Linked DNA regions of Homo sapiens: region 1 is linked to region 2. The links are chromatin loops, found by intact Hi-C in ENCODE. Cell type or tissue: OCI-LY7. All regions are shown on one strand. Links, peaks and the distances in the headings refer to the core of each region. The heading gives the core; the rest is flanking DNA.

Region 1 (10,921 bases), core at 2,922-10,921, 96 kb after region 2:
CTTGAGCCCAGGACGTCAAAACAGTAAGCTATGATCATGCCACTGCACTCCAGTGTGGGTGACAGAGCAAAACCCTGCCTCAAAATAAATAAATAAATAAAAAAGCAGTAAAGAAAGTATCATAAAGAAGAGAGATATTTGTTTCAAGATTATTATCATCCTCATTATTATTTTTATTTTCATGCTGAATTTCTTTTCATATTACCATTAAAATGACCAAAGAAACAAAAATTAGGAGAAATGTGTGTAAGCACAATGACACATATACAACAGAAATTTTGATAAGATTTCATGTAGATAGAAGCAAATAAATGGAAATACCTTTGAGTGTCCCTGGGAAAGAACTTCATAGGAATTAAGCACCCTAAACATCCACCACCTAATTTCTCATCTCTGAGCATCCGGGACTGAAAGTTGGGATGTCCCATGGGGTTATCACAAAATGGGGTAACCTCATCCCTACAATTAACCCTGGAGCCAGCAGCTATCAGAATACTGAAGGCATGGCCATGGTGCCTACCTACAGCCATCACTGGACAGGACCAATGGCCAGTTAAAGGAGATCACTGTTTAAGTGTGCTTCTAAGGAGGACAGTCAAGCAGGTTGGGGTATTCTTATTTTTCTCAATGTTTCATGTGTATTTGGGTTCAACAAGGTGTTTTTAAGTGATAAAGACACATTAATGATCCTTAGACAAGTCTTAAAAAAATTGTGTAAAACTTCTATTTTTTAAAAATAAAAAGTCATTTTATTCCAATCTGTCTATTCACGTGAAGGTTTCTCAGTGCTGACATCTGTAAAAAAGAAAATTAAAATAAAATCGAGGGTTGAGATTTTTGCAGACTTACATTCTATATCCCTAACACTTGGTTCTTGTAGATTTTCAATAAATGTCTGGTGAATCAGTTGACTAAATTTATTTGTGGATACATGTTTCAATTCGAAAATGTTAAAAAGTACTCCAATGAGTCATTAAGAGGTGGATTTTAATACAATTTACCTTTTTATGTTTAATAATTTTTGAAAAAATGTGTAATTTATTCCCATAGTTTTGATCAGTTTTGTACCTATAATAATTCTAAAGATAATTCAAAGCAGAAGAAATGTTTTAACACAGAGCCTTATGATCACAGAAATTTTTTTAAATTAAAGTGATCAGTAAAACATTTTCAGAAATAAAGATGAATTACATTGCACCTAAAATTTTGAATGAAAAAATGCCAATGAAAATGTGCATTCACAGCCATAAAATTTTTAAAAAAAAATCACATGCACGCAGCGAAGGGAACAATAGGGGGCAAGGTGGGGATGGTTAATAGGTACAACAAAATAAAAAGAATGAATAAGACCTACTTATTAATAGCACAATTATAATTGGTAATAACTTAATTTTATATTTTACAATAACTTAATGTAACTGGATTGTTTTAAATGCAAAGGATAAATGCTTGGGAGGATGGATACCCCATTCTTCATGGCATGATTATTACACATTGCATGCCTGTATCAAAACATCTCATGTACCCCATAAATGTATATACTTACTAAGTATCTCATGTACCCCATAAATATATACACTTACTACATACCCACAAAAATTTAAAATTTTTCTTTGAAAAAGAAGACAACAATAGACGCTGGGGTCTACTTGAGGGTGGAGGGTGAGGAGAGAGTGAGGATTGAAAAATTACCTATTGAGGGCGCATTGGCTCATGCCTGTAATCCCAGCACTTTGGGAGGCCGAGGTGGGTAGATCACGAGGTCAGGAGATCGAGACCATCCTGGCTAACACGGTGAAAACCCGTCTCTACTAAAGATACAAAAAATTAGCCGGGGGTGGTGGTGGATGCCTGTAGTCCCAGCCACTTGGGAGGCTGAGGCAGGAGAATGGGGTGAACCCAGAAGGCGAGCTTGCAGTGAGCCAAGATCATGCCACTGCGCTCCAGCCTGGGTGACAGAGCAAGACTCCGTCAAAAAAAAAGAAAAAAAAAAAGAAAGAAAGAGAAAAATTACCTATTGAGTACAATGCTGATTACCTTGGTAACAATCTATACCAATCTGTAATCTGTACACCAAACCCCTGTGACATGCAATTTACCCATATAACACACCCACACATGTACCCCCTGAACCTAAAATACAAGTTGGAAGAAAGAAAAAAAGGAAAATGTGCATTCACAGAAAAAAGAAAATATGATAGTATCAAATCTATAGATTATTTACATTTTATTCTATATACTTACAAAAGTAATATCATAGTTTATTGCAAATACTCATATTTACTATGTCAAAAATCACATTTTTGCAACTATATGCATACTTTGGTGATATTGCAGGTTCAGTTCCAGACTACCAAAATAAAACAAATGCTGCAATAAAGCAAGTCACACAGATTTTTTGGTTTCCCAGTGCATATAAGTTATGTTTACACTCAAGTCGATGCACATAAAGAAGAAAATCTGGAGGAAACGGCTAAATTCCTGGAAACACACAATCTCCCAAGATTGAACCAGGAAGAGACAGAAACCCCTCCTAGACCAATATCAAGCGCTGAAGTTGAATTAGTAATAAAAAACTTACCAACCAACACAAAAGCCCTAGACCAGATGGATTCATAGCTGAATTCTACAAGATGCAGAAAGAATAACTGGTACCAATCCTGCTGAAACTATGCCAAAAAATCAAGGAGGAAGGGCTCCTGCCTAACTCATTCTATGAAGCCAGCATCAGCCTGATACAAACATTCTGGCAGAGACACAGTGGAAAAGAAAATTTCAGGCCAATATTCCCAATGAACATATTTGCAAAAATTCTCAACAAAATATTAGCAAACTGTATCCAGCAGCACATAAATAAGTTAATACACCACTATCAAGTCCTGTTCTCATCACTTCACAGTAGATGAAGGTGAGACCTTGTATCTCTTATTCATTCTTCCCTCAAATCTTTACACACTGATTGCTTAAGAGAAGGTAGCAGAAATAATTTATTTGCACAGTGTCTGGATGTAGCAGCAGTTCAATGAATATTGATAGGTAAAAGAAGATATTGGAGAAGAAACATCATCAGGACAAAAATGACAGGAGGTGCCTCCTGAGGCACGTTCTGGCTGTGGCAGGTGATAAGCCTCAAGCATTTTCATAAGGTTTTATAGCAAGTCTTAATGATGCCCCATCCTTGCTGTTGATCTTCCCTTCTGATTCCTCCAAGTGTTATGATTTCTTCACAGAAGAGTAGATGACTTGGGAGTCCTGGGAGAGACACACAGGAATAAAGACTGAGGTGATCAAGAAAATAAATAGGGAGAAGGAAGGAAAGATGAAGAAATTCCAAGGTGTCTAGCTCACCTTGTTCTCCAGAAGTGTCCTGATGTTTGCTGTTAAGGAAAAAGTAATAGTTCTGAGCTCTTGCATTCTTAATTAGGCCTCACTCCCAGACTTTATGCCCCAGGGCATAGAACTACTATGCTTAGTATGTGGAATCCCATTTTCTCCTGTTCTGTAAAATCCTTTCTTAAAGTTGTTAATACTGAAGTCCTTCTAAGACTCTATCCATCTTCCAAGCCCTCCACCAGCACTTACTAACAAAGCGCTTCCTTTCTCTAATGCAACTTCCCATAGGTCATTGTCTTTATAATTTTTTCCTCTTGACTTCTCTGTTGCAGCATTCTGTCAGGGCTGTTTCCTGTTCTTTCTCTATGTTCCTGAGATAACCAATCATGTGTGGTTCACCTCACTACATAGAAGGAAATTGGAATAGAAGCATAGATAACAGAAGACAGACTCTGAATCACATAGTATTTTGAGTCTGGTTGCAGGAGCTGCTTAGTGATGTCTGCTTCTTTTCCCCTTTTTCCAGGTAGGCATAGTGGGATGACATCCCTTTCCTTCCCTTGAAGATTTACAGCTAGAGGGCTTGGAAAGTGACTGCACTTTTTGATTCTGCTAGGCTGGTCAGATAGAGAAAGAGAATGATAGGGTAATCAACTCCCTATAGGAAGTTGAAGTGGCAAATCTAAGCAAGGCAGACAGAGGACCCACCTTCAGAGGCTCAGAGGAGAGTAGCTAGATGACCACTGACCAGGAAATCAGCCAAGCTGTCAACAGCCACTGGCTCCATCAGAGGCAACCAGGAGTACAGAACAAAGGACAGCTTTTAGGGTTGTTGATATAAGCATTGTAGTTTTAAGGGCACTGGAGCAGAAGCTTAAAGGACACTCCTCTGCACTGCTGCAGAACTCAGCAGTTCCTGCAAAGCTACGTGTCAAAGTGAAAATTCTCTAGGTCATGTTGATTTATTCAGTTATTCCTCCCATCCCATATGAAGACTACAGATCCTTCAAAAGAGACACTTTAATGACCCTGTTCACCTGAGAGAATTCCTCTTGGACTTTAGACATGCTCACTCTTGCCTGATTTCCTTCTTTTGCCTTGAATCTTAGATTCTCCCTGACTATCTAACCCGATTCAAATGAAGACTCATTAGACCATCACCCTATTTTTTTTTTTAAGTTTGCTCTCTTCACAAGAGCCTACCTCCAGGTGTCTCTTGCTCCCTCCTGGATCAACAGATTTCCTATCAAGGGCAAGTGATGTATTAAAGCCTCTATTGCTGGCTGGGTGCAGTGGCTCACACCTGTAATCCCAGCACTTTGGGAGGCTGAGGCGGGTGGATCACTTGAGGTCAAGAGTTTGAATCCAGCCATGGTGAAACCCTGTCTCTACTAAAAATACAAAAATTAGCTGGGCGTGGTGGCGCATGCCTCTCATCCCAGCTACTCAGGAGTCTGAGAGAGGAAAATCAAGCAATTTTCCTGTATCAGCTCACAGGCAGAGATTGCAGTGAGCTGACATTGCACCACTGCACTCCAGCCTGGGCAACAGAGCAAGGCTCCTCAAAAGTAGATAGATAGATAGACAAATAAATAAATAAATAAATAAATAAATAAATAAATAAAGCCTCTATTGCAAACAATGCATCACTTTCCTGTGAATATGCATCTGACAAGAACTACTTTGCAGTTTCTCACCTGAGCTTTCTGGCTGCTGCATGCTCCAGACCTGAGAATAAACCACATCCACATCTACAGAGCCCACTGCAGGGAGAAGACAAGAGTTCACAGATGTTGGTGGCCCAGGGTTCACACTTCATACACAGCTTCCCAGGCCCTGGCTTAATGATTATATCCTTCCTCTCAACCCCAACATGATTCTGAGAGAGTCTGTTATTTATTGGGAATGGCTGGGCCTCTGGTGTTGGGGTGTCTACACCACCCACCTAATGGTCTCCGCTCCTGTCTCCTCTTTCTTTTCTGACTCAGCCTCAGAGCCCTTCCCAGTGGAGACACTCACCATTGACATACACTGGCTGCAGCTCCTCCATGTCTGGGGTTGGGCTTGAATAGGTGAACTCTTGAGGATTTGGCCTGGAAGCCCCTCTGTGAGAAAGTGAATTAATTGTATGATAATCCCCAGGGCAGTGAGTGAGAACAGAGGGGAGACTGGCTGAGGAGAGAGCAGGTGGAAGCCCTGCAGCCATGGCTCTCTGCTTGGGTGATTTTATGGCCCTTTGTGTAGACTATCTACTTTGATATGGCCAAAACTTCTGTTCCTTATCTTTGGCTTTTTCAAAAGTTATAAATAAGACAATGATATTGCTCCAGAATCTTTTTTTTTCTTATAAACTGTCATAAAACTTTGCCTGCCTTTTTCTCATTACTTTATCTCTCTCACTCCTTCTTGTACTCTGGACATATACTACATACCTATAGCACAGTATGTCCCTGGAGGAAATACACATTTTGTGTGTATGTTCTTTCCTCTAAATATCTAACAAAAACTTACTTATACATTATAGGTATTCAATAATCTTGAATATATGAATTTATATATTAATTTAAATGTATGTAATCCTATACAAGATAACACCAAGGATCATGTGGACCACCTTAAGACAGTGCCCTGGTGGCAGAAATGTAATGCAGTAGAGACAAGAGTAAGTATTATAGAAAGATACCATGTTAATTACATAGCTTCAGTCTCAACGTACAAGCAGAGTACAGTAGGTATTTAAAACTGAATGAAGGAGACCTCTAGAATTAAAATTTTTACTAGGAAGAGTTCTCACCTGGGTTCATTAGTGGCAGAACTTTCTCCTGAAATGCAAATAAAACAAAATTCATTTCAGAGAAGGAAGCTTTATCTCTTAAAATTTTGACATGATTTAACTACGTATAATCAGCTGGTAAGACATAAGATATAGAAGAGTAATCCAATTGTATTTCATCTAAATGGCTACTTATTTATTCCAACACAACTAGTTGTTAGTAAAATAATTCATTCTTTTTTTCCCACTGATTTAAAATGCCACTTCAAATGGCAAACCCGTCATGCACTGGTAACTGTTTCTTTATTTTCTATTCTGTTCTATTGTCTCTTTGTCTATTCATGTACCTGTACAATGTTGTTTTAACTATCCTAATGTATAACATATTTTAACCATTGATGACTAATTTTATTTTATTGCTCTTCTGTATTAGATTTTATGCAGCCATTCTTAATTTTTAAATGTTTGATATTTGCAACACTTAGTCTTTAGGAATGATCTTGGGGCTAAGCTGGATGTTGACATTCGTAAGGCGAACTAGGCCATCTCTTGTACCATTTTGCTTTGTGGAGAGATGTAAAACAAGAAACGCAGTATATTAGCATAGATGTATCAGCTGTGTGTTTAAAGAGAATCCTCATAGCGATCCAGGAGATATTTTCTAGTCCTCCATTAATACCTCAGGAAACAATGCCACATAGATGTATATAGAGGCCACCCCAGCTCAAAAGCTTCATGCTTCGTAGAAATCAGTATCGCTTGTAACACCCATGAGTGTATGTGTGTAGCTTCCAGAGGTCACTACTACAAGAGACATGCTAAATTTCAAGAGTTACATTGCATTTGGGGATACCCCAGTTGTGCTTCCCATCAGGCTTATATAATCGTGGTCAAAGTCCTCCCAGTGTAGAGGCAGTTTGCCTATCATGGAAAATACTGCTAGTAGCTCAGCCAATATTTCAACTTTGTTAGGCTTTACAGAAAACAGTGCTAGAAAATTAACTTTGATTTAGTTTTCCAAGGAGAAGGTAAAACTTCTTTATAATTAGCTTGTTTAGTCTTCATGGAAAGGAATGACCTCAGAATTGTCTACCAAGCCAAACTGTCATTAAAGCATAAGTAAGGGGCAGTCAGTCATATTCAAACATGTATTAAATTAGTGTATATGTTTCCAGCAATTCCTTCTTGAAGAAATTATTTTAAAATGGACTTCAAAAATAGTTCTACTATCTAAGCACTTTTGAATAATAACAAAATGTGATGATACATTGGTTCACAAAGAAAACCTCCAAAATATTCCAAAAATCGACATGGTACAAATAATATTCCTTGATCATAATGGAACTGGTAATTCATAACAAAACTATGAAAAAATTGACATATGTCTATAATTTGTCAATTTAAAGGAAGCAAGTCTTAAGCAACTGAATACGTATACAAATATATAAGAAAAAAAGGAAGACTCAATATCCAATTTGTTCAAAAGAATCAAACTAACAAAAATAGAAGGCAATAACTAACAAAGATAAAAGCAGAATTCTAGAATTAGAAAGAAATATTGGTAGATCAAATAATAAATTCTAAGAGTTTTACCATACAGGAGATAGAGGCACTATCTTTCTAGATGGTTACATTTCAAAGGGCTGGCTCCCAAGTCTTAGAGATAGACATTTCTGGGTTGTAAAACTGGCAAGAGGCTAAGAGAAGATTTATATCTCAAGGAGGCAGAGAAAGAATTTACAATTGCAAGTTTTCTAAAGTAAATGCTCTAAGAAAAGGGAGATGAGGAGCCTATAGTCAATCGGAGGACAATATTAAGGCCAGCTTGGTGTGGGGAGGAGTGCCCCGTGTGGACACATGCCTGAAAAATCTTAAGGAGCCTTGAAAAGCAGATAAAGGAACATTCATTTCAGGGGAGATACGGTCATCTGCCTGAGGCAGGAGCTGCATATTTACAGGTGGGTGCAATGGTGTGCAAGTGTTTCTTGTGGATGGATCTGAGCCCTGTGGAAGAGAGGCAAAGCTTGAAGCCATTTCAAAATCTGGCCAAGAGGACTTCCTGAAGAGGTATAGGGTTCCAAAATAAGGGTGGAGGGGAAGAGGAAGAAGACTTTAGATTCTTGGAAACTGAAGAGAGATGTTAAGTGCTCAGCTGGAGAAGAATGAATCACCTGCATCACAAGATGCAGGTAGGTAATGTTAATAGTTGGGGGGCTCTGGAGAATCCAGAAACACACCCCCAAAATAGGAGCTGATTTTCTCAACCGAGCAAACCTGGAGAGTCAGCTTTTTCAGAGCCAGAGGAAATCAATGCCAGCCATGGGGGTTTCAAAAACAGAAGCAAGTTGAGGAAAGAGAGAAACATCTGGCCAGAACCCTTTCCATATTGCAGAAGGCTGGCCTGAAGAGGGTCTGAGCTGAGTGGGTGGGAGGTGAGTGCTTTAACTTTGAGATTCAGAAAGCTGCTTAATGAACAAGCGCTCTTTGGAGAAACTATGTTTTTGTTGTTGTTTGCCTAAAATTATATAGGAGTGATATGGTGTGGCTGTGTCCCCACCCAAATCTCATCTGGAATTCCCACATGTTGTGGGAGGTACCCAGTGGGAGGTAACTGAATCATGGGAGCAAGTCTTTCCCGTGCTGTTCTCATGATAGTGAATAAGACTCACAAGATCTGATGGTTTTAAAAAGAGGAGTTTCCCTGCACAAGCTTATCTCTTTGCCTGCCGCCATCCACATAAGATGTGACTTGCTCCTCCTGGTTTTCTGCCATGACTGTGAGGTTTCCCCAGCCATGTGGAACTATAAGTCCAATTAAACCTCTTTCGTTTGTAAATTGCCCTGTCTCAGGTATGTCTTTATTAGCAGCATGAAAACCGACTAATACAAGGAGTAAGTGGATAGACTATGGGCCTGCCTGCGATTTCAACCAGAGTCAGGGAAAATATAATCCTCTAAGACTGAGTGTGAATGGGCAGTAGGAAGAGGAAGATAAAAAATTAAATTTTATGGTTGCACTCTAAGAGTACCCTTGTTAGATGAATCAGTTATCATAGCAAAAATTAATCAATATCTCAGGAGTAAACTTAGCAAGAAATGGTGAAAGCCTATATAAGTAAAACTCTAAAATACTATGACTCAAAATTTACCAAAAGTAGACACACTCTTGGATAGAAACATTTCTCATTATAAAGCTGTCAATTCTTCCTTAATTAATCTCAAAATTTAAGAGAATCCTAACAAAACTACTTTGTTGAGAGACACTGATTATATTGTTTGTAGGGAAAATAAGTAAGCAATAATATCCAGAAAAGTTCTGTAAGAATAGCATAGTCATGATGGGAACAACCTTGATGGAATAAAAAATGTATTGTTATAAAGCGAAGGCATACAAGTCACACACACAAACACACGTATGCACACACTGACATACACACAAACAGAATAGGGCATCAAAGTTAGATCTGAATAGTATCAGATATTTAGTATAGCTGAACTGCTTTTATCCATGACCCTTCTGTTGCCGTGTGTGTGGGGTTTTTCTTCCCCATACCAGTCAATTTTCCAACTCTTAGGACACTAATTACAATTAAACTCAGTCCTGATACTACTCAGAGTTAGTGCAGACCCCATAGGTAAAGGGGTGTGTCCCACAAAACTGCCCCCAACCCCAGATGCCAATAATATGTCATGGGCCTCATATCTTTCTGACCAAATGGCTATAAACTGGGGATTCCCAGGACTCTTTCCTCAGTTTCAATAATTTGCTCTATAGAACTCGAAGAAACACTTCAGTTACTTTTACTGGTTTATTACAAAGGATGTTATAAAAGATACAAATATACAACCAAATGAAAAAGTTTAGGTAAGACAATGTCTGGAAGTGTACTGAACACTGGAGTTTCTGTTCCCAAGGGAATGGGGTGCTCTACCCTCCCAGTACATTGATGTATTCACCAACTGGCAAGCTCGCCAAATCCCATTGTTTAGGATTTTTATAGCGGTCCCATTACATAGGTATGATTGATTAAATCATTGGCAATTGGTGGTTAGATGAATCTTCAGTCCCTCTCCTGTCCTCAGAGGTCCAGGGGTGAGGCTTAAAGTTCCAACCCTCTAATCACAAGGTTGGTGTTTCTGAAAACCAGCTCTCATATTGAAGCTATCCAGGAGCCCCTCTGTTGAGAGTCATCTCATTAGCATACCAAAGACACTCAACACTCAAGGAATTCTCAGAGTTTTAGGAGCTCAGGGGTCAGGAACTAGGGACAAAGACCAAATATATTAAATAATTTCTTCTTATATCACAATACCATAGGGTATTATAAAGGCATCACTTTACTTAAAAAAGATAATTAAATAAATCACATAGAAATAATGAAATAGCTATCTGAAAAAAAAGATTAGATTCTAGTTCAGTACCTATTGAAGAATATTTCTGGATGTGTCACAGGTATTTGAACCAGAGCAACTCCATCTTGAACAGGAGTTGGGTAAAATGAGGCTGAAACCTACTGGGCCCCATTCCCAGACAGTTAGGCATTCTAAGTCACAGGATGAAATAGGAGGTCGGCACAAGATACAGGTCATAAAGACCTTGATGATCAAATTGGTTGCAGTAAAGAAGCCAGCAGAAACCCACCAAAACCAAGATAGAAACAAGAATGACCTCTAGTTGCCCTCACTGCTACACTCCCACCAGTGGCATGATGGTTTACAAATGCCATGGCAATATCAGGAAGTTATCCAATATGGTCTAAAAAGGGGAGGCATGAATAATCCACCCCTTGTTTAGCATATCATCAAGAAATAACC
Region 2 (11,570 bases), core at 1,726-9,725:
TTGTCCAGACTGGAGTGCAGTGGTGTGATAACAGCTGACTGCAGCCTCAACCCCCCAGGCTTAAGTGATCCTGCCACCTCAGCTTCCTGAGTAGCTGGGACTACAGGCACACAACACCACACCTGGCTAATTGTTTCTGTAGAGATGAGGTTTCGCCATGCTGCCCAGGCTGGTCGCAAACTCCTGGGCTCAAGCGATCTGCACATCTCAGCCTTCCAAAGTGCTAGGATTATGAGTCACTGTGCCTAACCAACATAGTTTCTTTTACTTAGCATTTTGATGTGTTTTTTTTTTCATATAATAACAGTGAATTTCCATATAGTCTTCAATTCTGATACAAATCCTACTTGGTAGTATTTAGTGTAAAGATTTAAATGGATTAAAACATATAAATTACTAGTGAGCACTCAACAAATACTAACATTTCTATTATCATCATTTTGGTTTTGATGTGCTGCTAAATTCTTATTTAAGAGGCCAGGAGCTTATAGTCCAAAAACATTTGCCCAGTCCCCTCTCAGCCTAGAGACTGCCTTAGGACAAAATACAACAGAAGATTTTGTGAGCATCTGAGGTTAGCGCTCAGTGCCCACCCAATCCAGGTCTAGATTCACGGTGTCCACTCACCTAGAACCAGCATCAAAGGCCACAGCAACATGAGGACCTGTCCTGGAAAACCCAAAGGAAGTTTATCTTGGAGAATGACCATACAATTCAGGTCTGAGTACAGATGCTCTCCACAGTGGCACCCATGAGCATTGCCTAGAAGATTTCGAAAAAGGGAAGCCAAGGATACTGCTATTTGCTAATTGCCTTTCTTCTGCCATGGGTCCTAAGGAAATGAAGTTGTTTTCTTGTTTTTAAGTCTTCTTAAATACAGGGTGACATTATGGCTGAAGTAGACAAGAAGCTATCCAGGAACTTTAAGACCTGCTATCCTGTTAGAAAGTTTCAAGTCTCCTTAGCTTCTGTGTCTGGGGGACTTCATTCACTCATTTAACAATTATCTACTGAGTATTCACTGTGTTTCACTGGTTGCACAGTATTGACAAAAGTGACATGATCCTTATCTTTATGTAATTTCTAGTCTAATAAGGGTAGAAAGACTTTATAGAGAATAACATGTCCTCTATTTCCTATTAGAATCTAAAAACTTGATATCTTTCGAGAGTACTTCTTATCTGCCATTTTCTATATACCATTTGGTTCCTTATAGATTCTATTTTGCCTACACCTTGCAAAAAGTCCTATGCTCTAAAAGCTATTGGCTCTCTCCTTGGGCAAAAATCTCAACTTCTTCATCACTATTAAATGAGTTAATATGTGAAAGCCCTTCAAATAGTGCCTGGCATATATGATACATAAATAAATAAAAAAGAGACGACTATTTGTCTCAAACTTGGCATGCACTAAACTGCTCCAGTCCACTTCCAGAGTATATACTGCCCAGCTTTTCCTCACCCAGTGGGTCCTTAGTGCTCCATCGATTTTACAAGTATCCCAGGTTTCTTCTATGACAGTTCCATGGCTGAGTGTGTGGCCAGTGCTCTGAAGCTTGTGGGTGACAATGATACCATAACAGTGTCCAGGAAGCTTCTTTGGAAAGAATGTAAAATGGTCTTCCCAGTAGTGGATTCTACGGTTGAATGACCCTGGCGCTTCCTGAGATATAGACAGGCCCTGAAAACAGTGTCAGGGAGACACTGAGGAGCACTATCTGTTCAGGAGCAGATGACTACCTTCCTCCTTGACCCAAATCTTATTTTTCTTTCCTTTCCCCTCATTCTCATTCCAGGTCCATCCATCAGTGCTTTTGACTGCTGAACTCAAGACATTTATTCTCTTTTCCAAAGTAGAGATTAGTTGTCTATTAGAGAGCCCATAGAGGCTCCTAAAGAGCTATTTCTTCTAGAATTAAGGAGGGTTAAGTTCTTCAATCCCAAAGACCTGTTTATCTTCTTGTAGGTGGAGGTCACTGTTCCCCGAGCCATTCTCCACACTCCTTCCCAGACTACAAGTTCACACAAACATATGGAATCAGTACGGAGTGAGGACACTTTCTGTCACATTTTTGTTAAAAACCATAAAGTGGTCTAAGACTTTACTGGAACATATTGTTACATGTAAAATGATTCAGCACATAACAACTGTTTGCACAGGTAGAACTGACTTCTTGAATTTGATATCTACTTTTTATGAAGAGATATAGATACAATTACTTCTACCTCAGACATTATTTCTATTCTTTTACTCCTCTGATTGCAGTATGTTGCAGTTGGGAGGTGGAGAAGGGAAGGTTTTGGAAATCTAAAAAGGCCTTCTCTATGCAGTCTTGCTTAAATTTCAAGTATGGTAGTAATAATAAACATAATTGTCATCATCATCATAGCTCATACTTATTAAGCACTTACTTAATGTCATGTGTTGGGCTAAGGAATTCATTTTCTTCTCAGGAAACCCCTATAAGTTAGATTATGCTGTTATTCACATGTCAGAATGTCTTCAGAGTTAAAACAAATTGCTGCATCTTGCACCTTCTTATTACTAAAGAAGAGGCACAATACCTGGTGGATATCTTTGGAATTTGTATGCAATATATCCTCATTTACGTGCACAACTCTTACCCATTTGCTGAGGAGCCCATAACACTATTAATTCTGAGTGAGGCTCAGGGCAAGAGAAGGCTCTGCAATAATTCCAGATTGCCTTGAAAGCTGCTTGACCACTTGAGACTTGTGGTGTGGTAGATCCGATGTAGCCTGAAATGACTATAGAAAATATGGATGTTGTATAGTGCTTCTAAGGGTCAGAAAAGGAAAATTAGAGCACAGACTTCTAGAATTTTAGATAAAAGTTATACTCTCTTCTGGAGATAATGTTCTTTTAGGATACAGCATCAAGTTTGCCTAGACCTTACTAAAAACTTAATACTTAACATGGGACATCAAGTGACCACGCAATCTGCAATTCGAACTGCTCATCATGAGTGGGGTTTTATGTAGCCACAAGATTGTACATGCACAGCAGCAATACATCTATATATATATGATGTATATATGACTGGGTTTAACAAGGCATAAGTAAGTTGTATGAGCAGGTGGCTCAGACTGCTAAGGTACCAACTTTTACTGCATTCCCTCCTCTCCTGCAGTTCACATCTATAGCCTCATGTGGAACTCCTTTTAACTAGATAACTACAGAAGGAAAACCAGGGCTTGCTTCACAGATGATTTAGTAAAATATGTTAGCAAAACTGGAAGTGGACTGTTGTATTACTGCAACCACAATTAGTATTGTTCTTGAAAGAAAGTGATGAAGGAAATCCTTCAAAGGGGGCAGAACTTAAAGTAGTAGCAGTAGTAATGGTCATCTACTCAGTCTGGCTTGAAACTACATTAATCCTGATTGATTCAGCCTTATAGTTGAGGTTCACTGAGCTCCCCTCCTTGGGCTAGGAAGTCTGGCTTTTTGGCTAAGGAGATAGAAACAGCCCTGGGAAAGAGAGACAGTTACAACTTTCAGAGCAGAGGTACTCAGAGGACTGGGTCAGAAACAGGCTGAAAGTTCTCCGCTCCAGCAAACAGGACATGTAGCAGAACACTCATTGCCTTCCCTCTACTGAGGGTGTGATAAACCTTAAATACTAGAGGAGAAGACCCATGCTCTACAAGTCAGCAATTAGGTAAATTAGACAATTTCAGAAAGTGGCAAATTATTTAAAAGAAACAAAATAGAAGTCAACATACGTGGGCAGAAAATATGAAACAACCAATGAAATAACTAGTATTTGAGTGGCTAGCAAATTTCAGACCTAGATCCAATCTCTTTACTTGTTTAATTCATTCAATCCTCACAAAAATCTTAAAAGATGGATATCATTGTTCCCATTTTACAGATGAGGAAACTGACGCATAGGGAGGTTGAGCAGTTTGTCCAAGGACACAGAGGGCAGGTAGAGGAGTCTGTCTGATTGCAGGGTCGAGGTAGTTCCAAGGATCCCAACAACCTCCCACTTTCTGATTCCAGCTTGTTTATGACCTTCCTGCTTAGAATTCTGACAGCTATCCATTTTCCTTTACCATAAATTACCGTTTTTACTTAAGGTTGCATAAGTGGGTCCATGTTCCCTGCTACCAAAAGAGTCCTATCAGTATTTATAAATAAAAGAGTAATTTCCACTTTCAGTAGACTTAAACCTGCATGGAGAGGAAGGCTCTTCTCTTTTCCTTATTAGCATTGGACGCCTTTCTTTCCAACAGGTCCTGAGGGACAAAAGGAGATTGTATGAAGAAATATTTGAAGGATCCGGTGGACCTGAAGCTGAAACTAAATGGCAGGGTTGGATATTGAAAGCAGATAATGATTATAATGGTATTACTTTATTCTAGGCATGGAACACGGATTTATCTGTAAAATTCCTTTTGTGCATATTTGTTTTCAGGGTCCATCTCAATGGAGTTATATCAACTACTGCACCCTGAGAAGATTTATAACATGGAATTTGGTCCATCAACAACCACTTACAAAATCTGCCTTTCCCTTTGAAGATCTCTTCTGTCTCCCTCATTGGCATTTCTCAGCAGATACGTTTATTTTGTAAGGCAGGACCTGCTCGCATAAAATGGAAAGCAGGTGACCGGAGTGGAGATGAGTGTAACCACTGCGCTTCCTTGGCCTGAGATGATAGAAGACCAAACTCTGGCAGCTGTTAGAGAGAAAGGGCTTAGATAGATATTGATGAGTCTCCTGTGCACTGGTCAGAGAGTCAGTCTTGCCCGGTGGTCATGAAGAAGGTACAGAAGTCACAGATTATTTTTTCTTCCTCATGGAGCTGCCAAAAAGGAGACACCAGAGATTAGCATAGAACTGTTAATTTTTCAATCTTTTCAGTTTGTAACCTTTGGAGAACTTTCTCAAGAACCCACTAACCACTACTTCCTCTTTTTGTGACTACTTCTCTCTGTTCTTTTTTGACTCCACATGGTGTATGTAAAGCAGCCCTATCCTAGCAGAAGGGCTGAAGAAACAGTAGCTGCTAAAGAATAATCACAGTAATTGCCCATGGACAGGAAAGAGGGTAAAGGTCCATTTTAAGAGTAGTTTGTGTAGATAGGTTCACTCAACGAATCCAAGGAAGGGAGAGATAAGAATTTATAATTGTCAGGAAGAGAAGAATTTGTAAATATGATTTTACCACAAAAAGCAGAGTAAACAGAGGAAACTGAAGCATCAAGGGAACCTGTAAGAGGCTCCTACATTGTCAGTTATATTCTTATTTATTTATTTATTTATTTATTTATTTATTTATTTATTTTTTAGTAGAGTTGGGGTTTTGCCATGTTGCCCAGGCTGCTCTTGAAATTCTGGGCTCAAGCAATCTACTGGCCTCAGCTTCCCAAAGTGCTGGGTTTATAGGCGTGAGCCACCATGCCCGGCCTTTTGTCAGTTATATTTTTGACACACATGTCTCTTCATTCATCAGCAAGGCACTGTTTTTGTCTTGGATATTAAGAGTTTTCTCCTGTAAGTGTGTAGCACAGAAAATAATTAATACTTTAATCTATATGCCACCATATTCACTTTTGCAAAAAATGAAGCTGCTCTATAGACTGGGTGGCCCAAGGGTTATAGTTCTCTTGAACGGTAACCCTCAGTCCATGATTCTGAAATGGTCTTTTTCTGTTAGCAATTCCTATTTCTAATTCTTTCTCTCCTGGACCTAATTTTATGAGGTTTTGACCATCAAAACACCACACTTTAGAGAACACAATTGGAGAAGTGACTTGTCTCCACATTACCTGTGATAATTTCTTCTCTTAATCTCAAACTCAGATGAAGTCTTGGTTCCATATTTAGAGAAGTTTCAGTAGAAGTCCTCATGTCTTAACCTATGGCTAAGCAAGATATCTTGGTAAATTAGCACATGTTCATAATCTATTAAATAACCTTGGTAGGTTAAAGATACCATAAACAAAAGTAAAAGGCAAAAGACATACCATAGATATCTATATCACACATAATTAATTAAAGATTACTATCCTTAGTTCATTAAAAAACTCACATAATTTGTTAGGAAAAGAGTATCTTAACTTGTTGAAAATGTGAAAAATTTTTATCCTAAATGGACTATTGATTAAAAAAAGAACACTCCCTGAAACACATAAGATTATATTCTACTTCACTAATAGTCAAGTAAATTAAAATTTAAACAATAAAATGTAATTTCTGTTATCATTTTTGCAAAAACAATAAAGAAAGTACAGCACCCAGTGTTGGAACTCATAAATGATTTCCTGCTGGTGCCATACAATGTAAAAACTTTCTGGATTATGAGATGCAAAGTTCCGTATACTACTTTTCACAATAAAAGTTTATTCTGAGGAAGAGAGGAAAAGATTTCATCTCAAAGTTTTTACAAAAGCAAAAAAACAAAAATATACAGAAGAATGGTAAATTAGGGTACGTATATAGATGCAGTATTATAAAGCTATTAAACTCGCGTCTTAGAAGAATATTTTTAAAGCATGAAAAGTGTTCAAATATGTAAAATAAGCATTTAATACAATTGCAGTCCAAGTACGTAAAATGCATATACACACATATGTAGATACATCCTGAATAATGCAGACCTTACTGACCAATGAGTATAAATATGTCCATTCATAGTTAAGCTAGAATTTCACTTCTGGAATAATATTGTAAATTCCCTTCAGACAAGCCATCTAACTGGTAACAATCAGACAAGCCATCCAACTGGTAACAATTATATGTTACATAAAATACAGAAAATGACTACCTGAGAATTCTGAAGAGTAAAAGAGCAGCCAGGGTGTAGTGGGGAAATGAAATTTGGAGAAGTGACTGGCATAGCAGTTAGTTTTCCATTTTTATTGTAGATTTGATTTGTGGATTTGTTTTTTGTAGCAGAGAAGGCATATTGTAGGTTGGTAAGATTTTTGGTAGCTCATTGTCTTTCTGGCCAGAGGATCTAAAAAGGGAGTCTGATTAACCGCAGTTACTAGAAGGTGGAGGGAGAATTCCATAGAGGAGAGAGCCAGAGAAGGAAGTCCCTTAATTTTCTGTGTGGTTAAATACACAAGTTCAGGCTGACACCTGAGCCATATAAGCACAGGACTGTCTAAAAGCAGTACACCAAAGAACTAAATAATTGAATTAAGATTTAAACCACCACCTATGGAAGGAAAGGCAGAGCTTACACATTGAGTCTAACTGGGTTAAATGCCTGCTAAGACAAAAAACAAAAACAAAAACAAAAACAGCATGCTGGATGTCACAGAACACAGAATCTATACAACATAACATTAAAATGTCCAAGATAAAATGAAAAGTACTCAACATACAAAGAAGCAGGAAAATGAATTCAATTTTTCAGAATAAAGACAATCAATAGATGCTAGCTTCAGATGCATCTGATGTTGGAATTATTTGATGAGAATTTTTTTAGTAGGCACAATAACTATACTCAATGAGATTTTAAAAAATATATAAAATGAATAAAAAGGCAGGAAATCTCAGCTGAGATATATAAATAGAGAACCAAATAGAAATTTTTGAAATAAGTCTGTAACATATTTTAAAAATTTACCAAATGGACTTACAGTAGAATGAATAGGACAAAGGAAAGAATCAATAAAATTAAAACTATATCAATTAAATTATTCATCTAAAATATAGAAAGAAAGTTTGAAAAAATAAACAGAAACTAGGGACATGTGGGACAATATCAAGTCTATCAAAAACTGTAACATACATATATTTGGAATCCCAGCAGAAAAGGAGAGAAATTGGACATAAAATAATATTTAAAGAAATTGCAGCTGAAATCTCCTCAGATTTGGTGAAAAACATACATTTACAGGTTTGAGAAGTTCAATGAACCCTACACAGGATAAATTCAAAGAAAACCATACCAAAAACATAACCAGACTACTAAATATCCAAGATAAAGACCAAATCTTGATTGTAGACAGAGAAAAAACAAATTTTTAAAGAAAGGGACAACAATTATCAAACTTGGTTTTTATATTGAGCAAAAATATCCTTCAAAAATGCATGCAAATTTTTTTTTTTCAAAAAATAAGTAAAGCAAAATGTAGAGACTAACTGTCAGAAAACACTACAAGAGATTCTAAAGAAGTCCCTGTCGGAGACCAGCCTGGGCAACACAGTGAAACCGCGTCTCTACTAAAAATAAAAAATTTGCTGGGCATGGTGGCTCGCGCCTGTAATCCCAGCTACTCGGGATGCTGAGGCAGGAGAATTGCTTGAATCCGGGAGGTGGAGGTTGCAGCGAGCCAAGATCGCACCACTGCACTCCAGCCTGGGCGACAAGAGCAAAACTCTGTCTAAAAAAAAAAAAAGAAGAAGTCCTTAGGCTAAAGGGAAATGAAATTAGAAATAATGGGGATCATTAGAAAAAATTAACGACATTGTAAGTGGTAAATATCTAGGGAAAAATAGAAAAGACTGCATTTTTCTGTTTAAGTTATCTAAAATATAAGTACTTAACAAATTATAACAATTTTTCGTGGGATTTTTAAAACATACATTGATATAATGCCTATACATCCATCCTATAAATGATTGGACACTTATGGGATATAAATGAAAGGATAGGACAACCATCTTATAAATGATTGAAGGGGTGGACATATATATACCTATCAATTTCAAGATTCTACATTTTCAGTGGAGAGGCAGAGTATCAATTTTAAGTAGGCCATGAAAGATTAAGAATGTATATTGTAACCTCTAGATCAACCTTTGAAAACAATACAAGGATGTATTACTAAAAAGAAAACAGATACATTAAGATGGAATACTAAAATTTCAAATGATTCGAAAGAGAAAAAGGAGAAAAAATGAACAAAAAATGGTGGAGCAAATGGAAAATAAAAATTTTTTAAATTCAACCATATTAATAATTACCTTAACTATGAATAGTATAAGAATTTTAACTGAAGGAAAAGATTATCTAAATAGATTTTAAAAAGTAAGGCCAAAGTATATGATGCTTACAAGAAGCTCACTTGAAAAATAAAAACACAAACAGATTGAAAGTAAAAAAGATGGAAAATGATATGTTATTTAAACAGTAAACATAAGAGAGCTGAAGAGGTTACATTACTACTGAATTAATAAACTTTAAGACAAACAATATTATTAGACAAAAATAAGGTGTTTTATTTTAACAAAAGGGACTATTTCAGGAAGACATTACTAACGTGTGTGCATTTCTTACTAGGGTCTCAAAATATATGAAGCAAAAATTTGTGGTATAAAAACAGAAATAGAATAATTCTACAATCATGGTAAAAAATTTTTAACATTGCTTTCTCAGCCGTTGGTAAAATGAGATAAAAGCACAAAAAATTTGAACAACACTCACCACTTTCTTGATTTAATTAATTGATATTTATAGAACACTCTATTCCGAAACTGTAGAATATACATTATTTTCAAGTGCACATGTATGTCACCAAGAGAGACCATATGCCAGGCCATAAAACAAGTGCTGATAAATCTGAAAGGACTGAAATAATATTATGTTCTCCAACCACAAAGTAATTAAATTATAAGTCAGTACCAATAAGATATTCAGGAAAATCTCAAATACTTGAGAATTAACAACATATTTTAAAACAGCAATGTGTTGAAGAAAAAATGAGTATTAGAAACTATTTGGCACTGAATGAAATACTAAAATATGTACAAGTAATCTAGAAGAATGCTGGAAGGGAAAAGAAAAAAAAATAAAAATCAGAGGAAAACAAGAAACAAATAATAAGATGGAAGGCCTAAATCTAACCATATCAATGAGGACAATATTTGTGAGACACAGCTAAATGAGCATTAGGAGGAAAACTGATAGCTTTTAATGCTTATATGCAGAAGAATGAAACTAGACACCTATCTCTCACCATATACAATAAACAACTCAAAATGATTAAAGACTTAAATGTAAGACCTGAAACTAAAACTACTGGGAAAAAAAAAACAAAGGGAAAATACTTCAGGACATTTGTCCAGGCAAAAATTTTATGAATGAGGCATTAAAAACAAAGGCCACAAAAGCAAAAATAGGCAAATGGGATTTTATCAAACTAAAAAGCTTCTGCACAGCAAAGGAAACACTCAACAGAATAAAGAGACAAACTATTCGTCTGTCAAATGATCAATATACAGGATATACAAGGAACTCAAACAACTCAACAGCAAAAATGAACCAAACAAAAACAATCTGATTTAAAAATGGACAAAAATCTGAATACACATTTCTCAAAAGAAGACATGCACATGACCAAACCAGCATATGAAAAAATTCTCAACATCATTAATTATCAGAGAAATGCAAGCCAAAACCACAATGAGACATCATGTCACTCCAGTTAGAATGGCTGTTATGAAAAGGACAAAAAGTAACAAATGCTGGTGAGGATGCAAAGAAAAAGGAACTATTGGTGAGAATATAAATTAGTATATCCACTATTGAAAAGAGTATGAAGGTTTTTCAAAAAAACTACAAATAGGCCGGGAGCGGTGGCTCACGCCTGTAATCCCAGCACTTTGGGAGGCCAAGGCTGGTGGATCACTGGCGGTCAGGAGTTTGAGACCAGCCTAGCCAACATGGTGAAACCCCGTCTCTACTAAAAATGTAAAAATTAGCCAGGCAGGATGGTGGACGCCTGTAATACCAGCTACTCGGGAGGCTGAGGCTGGAGAATCGCTTGAACCCAGGATGCTGAGGTTGCAGTGAGCCAAGATTACGCCATTGCACTGCAGCCTGGGAAAGAAACATCTCTAAGTGGGTTCCCTGCTTTAGCATAAATGGAAGAGAATAATACAGAAGTACACCCACATTTATATAGGTAATTGGTTGTTGACAACAATGACAAGGTAATTCAAAGGAAAAACAAAAAACAGGTAATCTTCAAAACAGAGTGCTAAGATCATTGGATATTTGCAGGGGAGAAAAAATGACATCAACCCTGACCTCATGCCGTGATAAAAATTTACTTAGGATGCCTTACATAGCTAAACACAAGAGCTAAAAATATTACATTTCATAAGAAAATCTTTATGACATTTGGTCAGAGAAATAGTTCTAAACAGGACACATAAGGCATGAACTACAAGAAAAAAATGATAAATTCCATTAAACGAAAAAATTTGAAATTACAAATTACGGTTAAGAAACTGTAAAGGCAAGTCACCAAATGGGAGAAAATACTTGGTAGGCATTTATCTGACAAAGTTATATTGTATTGTATATTTTAAAACTTCATATTTTCTTGCTTCCTCAACAACCCACAAACAGGCTGAGAGCATCCTACCCAGACAACCAGGTGCAACAGTGTGGTAAGATTGGCCCCTGCCACAAGTTTCCTTTCCCAACCTCTCCTGACCATAACCTAGTAACATTTCAACACACCAGTAAAATTTTTCTTGTGTATCCCTTTTCTTGTGTGTCTCAACCTGAGTTCCAATAAAGGCACTTACCTTCTGGTGTTTGCCCGCTCTCTGCTCCCCACTTGCTTGGCTGAGCCTTT

The links. A loop is a pair of places that touch in the nucleus more often than their neighbours do. Peaks named below come from ENCODE experiments on the same cell type or tissue, not always from the same donor. Only the 100,000 strongest peaks of a DNase experiment are listed, where the experiment ranks them.
Region 1: a loop joins it to region 2, with 1.8 times the contacts of the local background. A loop is called at or near these places in 1 of 110 quality-filtered maps.

What each region holds. Positions count from the first base shown.
Region 1 is chr1:157,743,523-157,754,443 of GRCh38, forward strand. FCRL2 (Fc receptor like 2) reads right to left here. Exons shown (of 12, transcript NM_030764.4): 8 at 6,128-6,155; 9 at 5,353-5,438; 10 at 5,031-5,096; 11 at 3,349-3,377; 12 at 2,211-3,252. The coding sequence ends at 3,214. Among named protein-coding and RNA genes, the nearest start is that of FCRL2, 28 kb to the right of the region's middle. In OCI-LY7, for the core only: CTCF peaks have their summits at 5,355 and 7,917; no DNase peak of the experiment used is centred there.
Region 2 is chr1:157,648,381-157,659,950 of GRCh38, forward strand. LOC105371457 (a long non-coding RNA gene) reads right to left here. Exons shown (of 3, transcript XR_922184.3): 1 at 11,521-11,570; 2 at 5,799-5,894; 3 at 3,804-4,831. Among named protein-coding and RNA genes, the nearest start is that of FCRL3-AS1, 41 kb to the right of the region's middle. In OCI-LY7, for the core only: no CTCF peak of the experiment used is centred there; DNase peaks (open chromatin) are centred at 4,661 and 4,961; H3K4me3 peaks cover 981 bases; H3K27ac peaks cover 2,069 bases.